3 separate regions of the Homo sapiens genome follow, and regions 2 and 3 are each linked to region 1. A link is a contact called in ENCODE Hi-C or POLR2A ChIA-PET data. All regions are on one chromosome and are shown on one strand. Each heading gives the region's core, a stretch centred on a gene start or an enhancer-like site at or near the end of the contact. The rest is flanking DNA. Distances are from core to core; before and after follow the strand shown. Region 1 holds the start of KCMF1 (potassium channel modulatory factor 1). Region 2 holds the start of USP39 (ubiquitin specific peptidase 39). Region 3 holds the start of PARTICL (promoter of MAT2A antisense radiation-induced circulating long non-coding RNA).

The links. A loop is a pair of places that touch in the nucleus more often than their neighbours do. ChIA-PET counts read pairs that join two places held with the same protein, here RNA polymerase II (POLR2A). Pooled maps may share reads with other maps.
Region 2: a map of CD8-positive, alpha-beta T cell shows a loop between it and region 1 (3-fold over the local background). The contact joins the promoter of USP39 here to the promoter of KCMF1 in region 1. A Hi-C loop is called at or near these places in 1 of 168 maps with a recorded cell type or tissue (CD8-positive, alpha-beta T cell) and 8 of 50 pooled maps. POLR2A ChIA-PET finds 5 or more read pairs at or near these places in 1 of 52 experiments (PC-9).
Region 3: a loop to region 1 is called in a map of CD8-positive, alpha-beta T cell, with 11 times the contacts of the local background. The contact joins the promoter of PARTICL here to the promoter of KCMF1 in region 1. A Hi-C loop is called at or near these places in 1 of 168 maps with a recorded cell type or tissue (CD8-positive, alpha-beta T cell), 1 of 37 single-sample maps with no recorded cell type and 12 of 50 pooled maps. POLR2A ChIA-PET finds 5 or more read pairs at or near these places in 3 of 52 experiments (activated B cell, activated CD4-positive, alpha-beta T cell and activated T-cell).

What each region holds. Positions count from the first base shown.
Region 1 is chr2:84,969,412-84,972,639 of GRCh38, forward strand. KCMF1 (potassium channel modulatory factor 1) reads left to right here and starts at 1,750. Exons shown (of 7, transcript NM_020122.5): 1 at 1,750-2,056. The coding sequence starts at 2,041. RefSeq lists an enhancer at 677-756 and silencers at 1,255-1,504, 1,535-2,624.
Region 2 is chr2:85,614,646-85,617,873 of GRCh38, forward strand. It overlaps USP39 (ubiquitin specific peptidase 39), which reads left to right and starts at 1,541. Exons shown (of 13, transcript NM_006590.4): 1 at 1,541-1,818. The coding sequence starts at 1,551. RefSeq lists enhancers at 1,205-1,254, 1,285-1,334.
Region 3 is chr2:85,537,385-85,540,612 of GRCh38, forward strand. PARTICL (promoter of MAT2A antisense radiation-induced circulating long non-coding RNA) reads right to left here and starts at 1,502. Exons shown (of 1, transcript NR_038942.1): 1 at 83-1,502. It overlaps MAT2A (methionine adenosyltransferase 2A), which reads left to right and starts at 1,784. Exons shown (of 9, transcript NM_005911.6): 1 at 1,784-1,994. The coding sequence starts at 1,904. RefSeq lists enhancers at 702-791, 1,192-1,401, 1,472-1,561 and silencers at 1,592-1,861, 2,042-2,371.

The sequences.
Region 1 (3,228 bases), core at 500-2,999:
ACACCGTAAAATGCTCAGAAAGGCATCGACACAGAGCTTTACTTAATACCCTTCTTTCTACTCCACCACACCCCATTTACGGCCAGGTTGGATCTCTTTCTACAAGAGAAATGGAATAAATTTGTGCAGGAGCTCCATACAGGCAATAAAAATATCTCTGGTGACAAAGTCCTCATTTAAACTCCAGTTTGTTTATCACTAGTTACTACCAAATACAGTCCCTTGGGAGTTCTGAGTGACCCAAAACCTACTTCCTGGACTTCAAGATGAGCTTTTAGTTTCTTTGAAATCAGGAAGTGTCTTAAAACCAGATTCAATGAAATACGGTAACAATCTTTTTACTGTGTCCTGTGCTAGGTATTTTATATGCATTTTAGCACTTAACCTCCAAACCTCTTATTATTAAACCTCTGTTGTTACGTCCATTTTAAAGATAGAAAAGTCAGGGCACAGAGAGGTTTAGAGATCACACAGCCAGCAAATGGTGGACAGTATAAGAGTAACCTCAAAGCAAGCAGTACCCCAGATTCCAATTTCAGTTGACTTAGCCTGGTAACAGTTCAATTTTATGCAAAACCCACAACTTCAAATGGAAAAAGATAAATTAAAACAACCACAAAAACCAGACAAATGGAGGCTCAGCAGGCCTTGTAGCTCATCCACGGTTACACAGAGGATCTCAGAGCCAAAATTCCATGGCCGATCCGTCTTGACTTCAAAGCGCGATCTATTTCCACCAAACCACGGAACCATCGACACGTGGTAAGGGGCAGTACAAAGATTTGTTGAATTAATAATGCCTGAAAACAAATTGACAATAAGAAGGTAAAAATGGAAAACACAGATAAAATCGGAAAAGCAGACCACTTTCAGGAAACAAAAAACTCCAAATTTTCAAGGCAGGGCATTCACGGTGAGCCAAGGCGCTGGGACAAAGTTTGCGCGGGTACCGCCGGACTCCCGGGCTGCCCGGCGCGGAGTCTTTAACGGAGATGGTTCGCAAGGAATCGGCCTCGGAGCCCGGCAGCCTCCTGGCTTCCCTCCTGACCACCAGTAACCCGGCCGGGAAACACTGGCGAAGACCGGGGGCCAGTCGCCTTCCCTTTCTGGGCTGTTGGCTTAAAATACACACAAACACAAGTCCCCAGGCGGTCCGCGGCCTCTCAGTGGGGCTGGAGCTCGCTGCCCGAGGCCCGCCCGGAAGCCATGCACCTGCGGACAGGAGTCTCTCCGAGTCGCAGCTCGCCGCCGAGAAGCACCCACCTCCCGCGGCCGGCGCAGCCCAAGGCCCTGGCCCCTATAGCCCGGCCTAGGCCCGCCCCAGGCGGGGCTAGGGGCGGCGTGGCGGGCGGGCGCCCCTCGGGCCGCGCCGGTGAGCAGCGGGAGCCGGCGCCGGGCATTTCCTCTTCCTCCCTACGCGCGGCGCGGCGGCGGCGGCGGCGGCCAGGCCGAGGCTGGGCACGGGCGCCCGATCGCGGCCTGCTGGCTAGCGCGGGCAAGCGCCGCGCCCCGAGCCGCCGTCGCCGCGTCGCCCCCGTCGCGACCGCCGGCCGCGGGGCCTCCGGGCGGCTGGGCCCGGCGAGGGCAGCGAGAGGCGGGGCTGGCGTGCGGGCGGCGGAAGGAGGCGGAGGAGGAGGAAGAGGAGGAGGAGGAGGCGGCGGCCGGGAGCCGGGGGAGAGGGGCGGGGGGTGGGCCGGGGGAGGGGAGGAGCGGGATTTGCGGAGCGCCGCGCCGCTGCCGGGAGCCGGCAGGCCCGAGAGTGACCGGAGTCACGGCGGGCGCCGGCGGAGCTGCGGCGTCGGACCCGCCTCCTGGAGGAGCTCAGCCCCGACCAGGCCCGGCCCCATTCCCGCCCCGCGCCGCCTCCCCGCCGCCGCCGCCGCCGCCGCCGCGGGAGCGCTCCCCTGCCCACCCCGCCCCCGCGGCCGAGCCCGGGAGTCGAGTGGGAGTCGGCCGGCCGGCGCGGGCAGCGCCGGGACCCCGCGGGGGACACTGCAGCCGGAGCCCGGGAGGGGCCGCGCCGCCACCGTCTGAACTAGGATGTCCCGACATGAAGGTGAGAGGAGCCCCCGCCCCCACCCGCACCTCCCGGGCCTCGGCCTACCCCGCCCGGGCCGGGCGCGGCGGAGGGCGGCCGGGAAGCGGCGGAGACTTTGGCCGAGCCCGAGCCGGGCCCGAGGCGCTGGACCCGGGAGCGAGCGAGCGAGGGCGGAGAGCCGCGGCGCCGCTGCCGCCACGGCCGCGGCCCTTAGCTGGGCCTGGTGCTGGAGGCGGGGCGGCCCGGGCGGCCGGAGGGTTTGCACTGTCATGGGGCGGAGGGGGAGGGGAGGCGGCGGGGCCCGTTACCGGCGGGAGCTCGGCCTTCGGGACTGATACCGGACGCCAAGGCCCGCCCGGCCGGTTCAGGAGCCGCGGGCCCCAGCGCGGCCTAGCGCTCCCGCCGCCCCGGAAGAGCCCGGTGTGGTCGCAGAGCCGGGCCGCGGGCGGCAGCAGGAGGCAAAAGAGCCGGCCCGGGACCCGGCAGGCGCGTCCGGTCGCCGGGAGACGACGGCGAGTGTCCCCGCCTGCGGGCGACCGCGGGGCTGGCGGGAAGGCTCTGCGGCCAAGGGACGGGAAGCCCTCGCCGCCTGGAGCCCGCCCCGGCCTCGCGGCTAGGCCTCGGCGCGTCCCTGGGCTCGGGTAACCAAGTTCCCGGGGTGGATCCGACCCCGCCGCAGCAAGCAAACTCCCTGCTCAGTCACCCAGGCGGAGCAGGGCTCGCTCCCCGCGGCCCTGGTGCCCTCGCCGGCATGTGCTGCCTACCAGACCAGGTTTTGGAAAATGACGATGGTGAGGTCTGTTCATGGTCGGGGGTCGTTTTGGACCTTGTTTTGCCATTTTAAAACACGATTGGAGTACAGTTGCAAATAAGCAGACAGCTCTAAGCCCAGTCCCAGGGCACAAAGAGACAAATGTTTAGGGTCGATGTATAGGCTTTGAGCTGGTAAGAAATAAGTTAACTTTAATTTATTGCCATATGGTTTAGAAAAGGAGGAGGGGGTTGTGTTTTCTTTGTTTCACTACTACAGGTTTTTGGATAAAAAGTGTTAAGAGTCTTGGCGAAAAGTTTGTCCTGCTAAGGTTAATACAAGATTGTAGAAGTGGCTTGAAAGTTTGTGTACTCCGGATTTTAAAATCCTGTATAGGTGATGTAGGAGTGGAGAAAGTTTAGTGAGTCAGTTTAGTGTG
Region 2 (3,228 bases), core at 291-2,790, 650 kb after region 1:
GGAGATGTGCTCTGCTACAAGGGTTTGTGATAAAGGATTAATTTTATTATTATATTTTGCAAGAAGAAATATTATCTTTAAAGCAAAATTAGGAATGCCTTTATTCTCCAGATATTGGGATATTAGGACACTCCCAAGTCTGGATCTGTTTAGTAAACATTATCTCTCTGTTCCCTTAACTGTAGACATCTCTAGGCTAGGAATACCTAACTTCCTGGGAATGCAGCCTGTCAAGGCCCAGCCTCATTTTCCTAACCCTCACTCAAGATGGAGTTGGTCTGGTTGAAACGCCTCTGACATATACCGCAAGTCAGAATTCAGTAAATTGCACACAGTGTGGTGTGGTGTGGTGTGGTGTGGTGTGGTGTGGTGTGGTGTGGTGTGGTGTGGGTATGACAGAGTTTCACTCTGGTTGCCCAGGCTGGAGTGCAATGGGGCGATCTCGGCTCATTGCAACCTCCGCCTCCCGGGTTCAAGCGATTCTCCTGCCTCAGCCTCCTAAGTAGCTGGGTTAACAGGCTCGTGCCACCACGCCCGGCTAATTTTTGTATTTTTAGTAGAGATGGGGTTTCACCATATTGGCCAGGCTGGTCTCCAGTCCTGACCTCAGGTGATCCGCCCGCCTTGGCCTCCCAAAGTGCTGGTATTATAGGCATGAGCCACAGCGCCTGGCCTAAATTGCACACTTTAAACATGTAGTTTGTTGTATGTCAATTATACCTCAATGGAACGGTTCAAACAAGCAAACAAGTTCAAGGCAGGTCCTGAGGTTAGAGCTTTATTAGCTTCATGGTAAATCTGCCTTTACCGGGCATTTGCGTTTTCATGGTACCAAGAACCTTCTAAAAGTAGAATTAGGGCTGTCAAGGGGATGATTTGGGAATGTCGCCTAGTTTTCCTGTGCAGGATTGTCAGCCCCCAAGCCGCGGAGACTGTGGGAAACGACCTCACGGTGGTGGTTTCGAGGCACAAATCTGGGGCCGAATGACAGCTTCTTTGTTTTTGAGACGGAGTTTCGCTCGTTGCCCAGGCTGGAGTGCAATGGCGCGATCTCGGCTCACCGCAACCTCCGCCTCCTGGGTTCAAGCGATTCTCCTGCCTTAGCCTCCCGAGTAGCTGGGATTACAGGCATGCGCCACAATGCCGGGCTAATTTTGTATTTTTAGTAGAGACGGGGTTTCTCCATGTTGGTCAGGTTGGTCTCGAACTCCCGACCTCAGGTGATCCACCCGCCTCGGCCTCCCAAAGTGCTGGGATTACAGGCGTAAGCCACCGCGCCCGGCCTGACAGCTTTTATCCAGAAAACTGTCGCCAGTAAAGGTTCCCGTCTCAGTAAACTGTAAACGACAGTAGGCCCACAGAAGGTTCTAAGGGGAGAGGAAGCCAGTGCAGGAACAGCACCGCCCACAAATTTTCTGCAGCGTGATTTGTCCCCAGTGGCGACTCGTAGAGAGTTCGGGGCTCGCTACCAGCCCCTCTCCTGATTGGCCTTGTGCCGCGCGCTCGAGCGTGCTTGGCGCCTGCGCTGGACGACTCGGCCGGTAGTGGAGATGTCCGGCCGGTCTAAGCGGGAGTCTCGCGGTTCCACTCGCGGGAAGCGAGAGTCTGAGTCGCGGGGCAGCTCCGGTCGCGTCAAGCGGGAGCGAGATCGGGAGCGGGAGCCTGAGGCGGCGAGCTCCCGGGGCAGCCCTGTGCGCGTGAAGCGGGAGTTCGAGCCGGCGAGCGCGCGCGAGGCCCCGGCTTCTGTTGTCCCGTTTGTGCGGGTGAAGCGGGAGCGCGAGGTCGATGAGGACTCGGAGCCTGAGCGGGAGGTGCGAGGTGCGCGGGGCCGGGCCGGGCTAGGCGCGAGAGCCTGTTTTTTTCGCGTCCTTTTTTCTTGTCTCTAATCTTCCGCTAGGTCACTGCGCCGGAGTTGGGGGAGGGGTGGGGTTGGGGTGGAGAAGAGGAGGGATCCAGACTCGACGATTCTGCTGTTCGACTTGTTCTGATGAAGACAGTACCCTTCTCAATAATCGTATAGTATTTCTTTTTTCTTTTTTTTTTTTTTTTTGAGATGGAGTCTCATTCTGTCACCCAGGATGGAGTGCAGTGGCGCGATCTCGGCTCACTGCAACCTCTGCCTCCCCGGTTCAAACGATTCTCCTACCTCCGCCTCCCAGGTAGCTGGGATTACAGGCGCCCACCACCGCTCCCGCCACCACGCCCGGCTAATTTTTTGTGTTTTTAGTAGAGAAGGGGGTTTCATCGTGTTAGCCAGGATGGTCTCGATCTCCTGACTTCGTGATCCGCCCGCCTCGGCCTCCCAAAGTGCTGGGATTACAGGCGTGAACCACCGTGCCCGGCCAAACGTATGGTATTTCTAACTGCAAAAATCGTAACAACAGCAGCTTCCCTTTATCGAATGCCCGATGTGGGGGCTCAGTGCTGATTTTACAAGTGTTACTTCCTTCCATTTTAAAAAAGAATTTTTTTTTTTTTTTTTGCGTTTTAAGAGAAGCAAGTCTCGCTATGTTGCCTAGGCTGGTCTCGAACTCCTGGACTCAAGTGTTCCACTCACCTCGGCCTCCCAAAGTGCTGGGTTTACAGGCGTGAGCCACCGTGCACGGCTTTCCTTCAGTTTTTACATCTAAGGTCTTGTAATTTCTGTAATCAAGATATTCAGAATGCTTGAGCAATAGGCACCTCTACTAAAGTATGGATTATGTAGCACTTTTTAAGCTGAATAAAGTCTGGAGACAATTTTCCATTAGTCTCTTGAGTTTGTGCACGTACTGCGACCATTGCCTGACTGCCTTTTCTCCTGGACTCTCGTTAAGGATGTTCGTGTAGTGAGCAGCCTTGGAAGATAGAAATGGTGTCTCCCTACAAAACGAGGAGACAAGGGCACAATCCCTTATAAAAGATTTGGGGCAGGGTGTGGTGGCTCACACCTGTAATCGCAGCTACTCTATAGGATGAGGTAGAGTTCAAGACTAGGATAGGCAACAGAGCGAGACCTCGTTTGAAAAAATGGTTAATGGTTCAGATTCTCTAAGCACGGGGTTCGTCTCCTGTAAGGCAGCTCACTGTGTGCATGGGTTCTCCTCACTTTGCCTTGTGGGAATTCACTTGGAAAACTGACACCAATGCTATATTCCGGCTACTGTCATTGCTCTAATAAACTGTCCTTTATTTCAGGCCAGGTAGTCACATGCTTTCCATCAGCATTCATAAAACTGTGACAGGCTA
Region 3 (3,228 bases), core at 252-2,751, 570 kb after region 1:
AACCTTCTAGTTATATTCTGGCTTCCCATATAGATTTTTCTGCTGGGAGATAATGCACTGACCAGCCTACACACGCATTTTGTTCCAGTTGACAATTTTATTACACATTGTAAGTTAATAAATTGGCATTCTCCTTTAAAAAATAACAAAAAAATTTAATAGTCTTATACAGTTACTTTCCCATGAAGGGTTAGCTTGAAAAGTAAAAAGCAACGAATAAAAATATCATCACCTATTGTCTCTTTTGTGGTCGAACCTTTTCTTGCTGCCTGCTTTGAGCGACCGTGGATGTGGTCACTGAGTCTGGGGAGGAGCCCTTTATCTTCTTTGTGGATGCCCCCAGCACAGCCCAAGTGCTTCCTTTGTTTCCCACTGAGCCTTTAGCAAATCCCACCTTTCCTCCTGCACCGACGGAGAGGATTGTTCTTGGGAATGCACCTTGTTCTACTGCCGCCAGCAGTAGGCAGCTGGAGACTGTTACTAGGGGTCTCCTTCACCTCCCCAGCGTAAAGTACATCCCATGCTAGGAGCAGGCCGTTCCCTGAGAACCTCATTAAACCCGGCGTTCTTGTCACGCGCTCCGCTCAGGGCCACCAGGCCACCAGCCCGACCAGACCTGCACCGAGGCCCAGCCCCAGAACAGGCTGCAGAGACCCCCGCCCCCAAGGCGGGCTCCCTCCAAACGGGACTCCATACTCCTTGCTGGCTCAAGTTTTGTTTCGCTCTTTTTCCCTGTAATTCCTTTATTGGGCAAAACTGGGACAAACGCAGGTGGACATTTTAAAGTGAAAGCTTCATGAAACAGCCCATTCCACGCCGTCAAGAGATCTGCTTAAGCACATTCAAGGGAACGAATAGCCCCCACCCACCAAAAAAGAAATGTTCGTTCCATATTCTCCTGAACAGAGGATTGAAACATCGATTCCCCCCCCCTTCAAAGGAACAGGAAGGCCACGGGGCAAGGACGGACTTGGGAGCGGCCTCCTTTCTCTCTGGAGGGAAAGGCTGGAGCGCTGCCTCCACTTTTAAGTCCACGAACCACGAAGGGTGAGGATCCCTCAGAAACTTTAGCGCAGGGGAGCGGGCAGGAGGGCGATTGTTTAAATCGATGGCAGCACCTTCATTAATCTGCTTTCCGGCCATCTTCAGCAGAGCCATTCACCAGGAAACGACTAGAAGGTGGGCCTGCGCCCCTCAGATATCCCGGGGCCGGCAACGAGCCGGGCAGGGACGCCGAAGGAAGGCCGTGAGGAGCCCTCGCTGGCCGGCCAAGATGGCCACCTTCACATGGCCGACCGCCACCGGCTCCCTGCCACCCGGCATCTAGAGGCGGGACGGCCAGAAAGACCCCAGCCGCAGCACAAAACCTCCGCGATTCCCGCCGCCTCCGCTGGGGGACGCGACCTCCGGGAAAGCTATCCCGGCCAACGGTCGGAAGGGAGGTGCCATGTCACCGCACAGGGGAGCGGGTCCAGCAAGCCCCAGTCGCTTTTTCTCCCACATCAAACAAGGAAGAGCAATCCCCCACGTCTCCTCGCGTCTGCATTTTTCTCCTAGCTCTAGCGGCTCAAGATAGCTGAACGGTCTCTGGAGGGCCGGATTGCCACGGCACCTCCCGCGGCCGCGCAGTGTGGTTCAGCCCGGACTCCGCGGGGCGAGCTGCCCTTCCTCCCCCGACCCCCGCGCAAGTGGTGCATTGGCGCGCGGCGCCGAGGGGCGGGGCCCGAGCCGGGCGCGCGCGGGCGCTGCTCTATAAATACCGGGCCGCACCGCCCGCTGCTTCGTTCGCTCCGCGCCGCCCGCCTGCTACGAGTAGAACGCTGTCCGCAGCTTGCGCATTTCGCAGCCGCTGCCGCCTCGCCGCTGCTCCTTCGTAAGGCCACTTCCGCACACCGACACCAACATGAACGGACAGCTCAACGGCTTCCACGAGGCGTTCATCGAGGAGGGCACATTCCTTTTCACCTCAGAGTCGGTCGGGGAAGGCCACCCAGGTGAGGGGACGGCCTGAAGCGAAGCGTGGGGCGGGGCAGAAGGCAGCGCCAAGGTCCGGCTGGCTGCGGCCGGCCGGTGGTGGGGCCCGCGCGGGTCGTCCTCGTCCGCCGGGTGATGGAAGAGCGGCGACCGCGCGCTTTCCTCGTGGCGCCGCCAGGGCCTGGCGCGTGGCCGCCGCTCCTCTTCCCCCTCCCCTCTCCACCCTTCCCTTCCCCCCTCCCTTTTCATTCGGTCGCGCGCCTAGGCATGCGGAAGGTTCCAGAAAACGTGAAGGGCGGGGGCTGTGGTCGCTAGTGAGTTCTGGCCGGGAAGGGAGGGCACTGTTAACCCCTCCCGGCCCTGCCGTCTGACAAACCTGGAGTGGGCGACCCGCCCCGCGTGCTCGCGTCCGGCCCTCGGGAGCGCGCGCCCCGCATTGCAGCGGCGACCACGTGTTTGCCGCATGTGGTATCTGGGCGAGGGGGAGCCGTGAGCCTCCCCGGCTGTCCTGGCCCTCAGTTTGAGGGGTGGGGGGCCTATGCCTTGGGACGTCGTCTGGCTCCACTGCCTCAGTGGTTAGGTCTTGACTACACACTGGAGAATACGCACATGCCCTTCGGCGGATATGGCCTTGCCTCCAAGGTGACGGCCTCTGACTAAATATAGCTCATGTCCAAGAAGGCAGTCCTTATTTGGACCCCTTGTGAAAAGGATGGGAAGCATGAATTAGGAGCTGCCATTGCTTTGGGTTCGCATTTAAAGTCTTCGGTGCAGGGTTTTACTTGAGGCTTTGTCCGCTCAACCGCCATTATGGGGATCAATTGGCACGTGAAGGAGGAGTAAAGCTATATTTCCAGGAACTGAAAATCTCAGCCTGAGCATATCGGCTAGTAAAGATGATTATTTGGCTCTTTTGGCTGTTTCTGCCCTTAGGATGACCGCAGTAGTTATCTATCTGGTGGCTTTAGGGTCTGGTCAGTTTACTGTGCCCATGATGAAATCCCACAAGTAACTTAGTGGTATGAGAGGACAAACCCAGGATCTTGATGAGTGCTGAAGGTTAGCTGTTACACCAGTTAGTAGTAGACCGAAGTTCAGAGCCTGCAGTCTGGCTTCCACATTATGTTTGGATTCTGTTTTAGGCGGTTATAGAAAATTCAGAAAAACGAACTTGAATTAGGGAGATATTTGTTCTCCCTCCTAACAATAGATGACAAAGCAGGGAGACATGGATTCGGAATACGTTTGAGCATC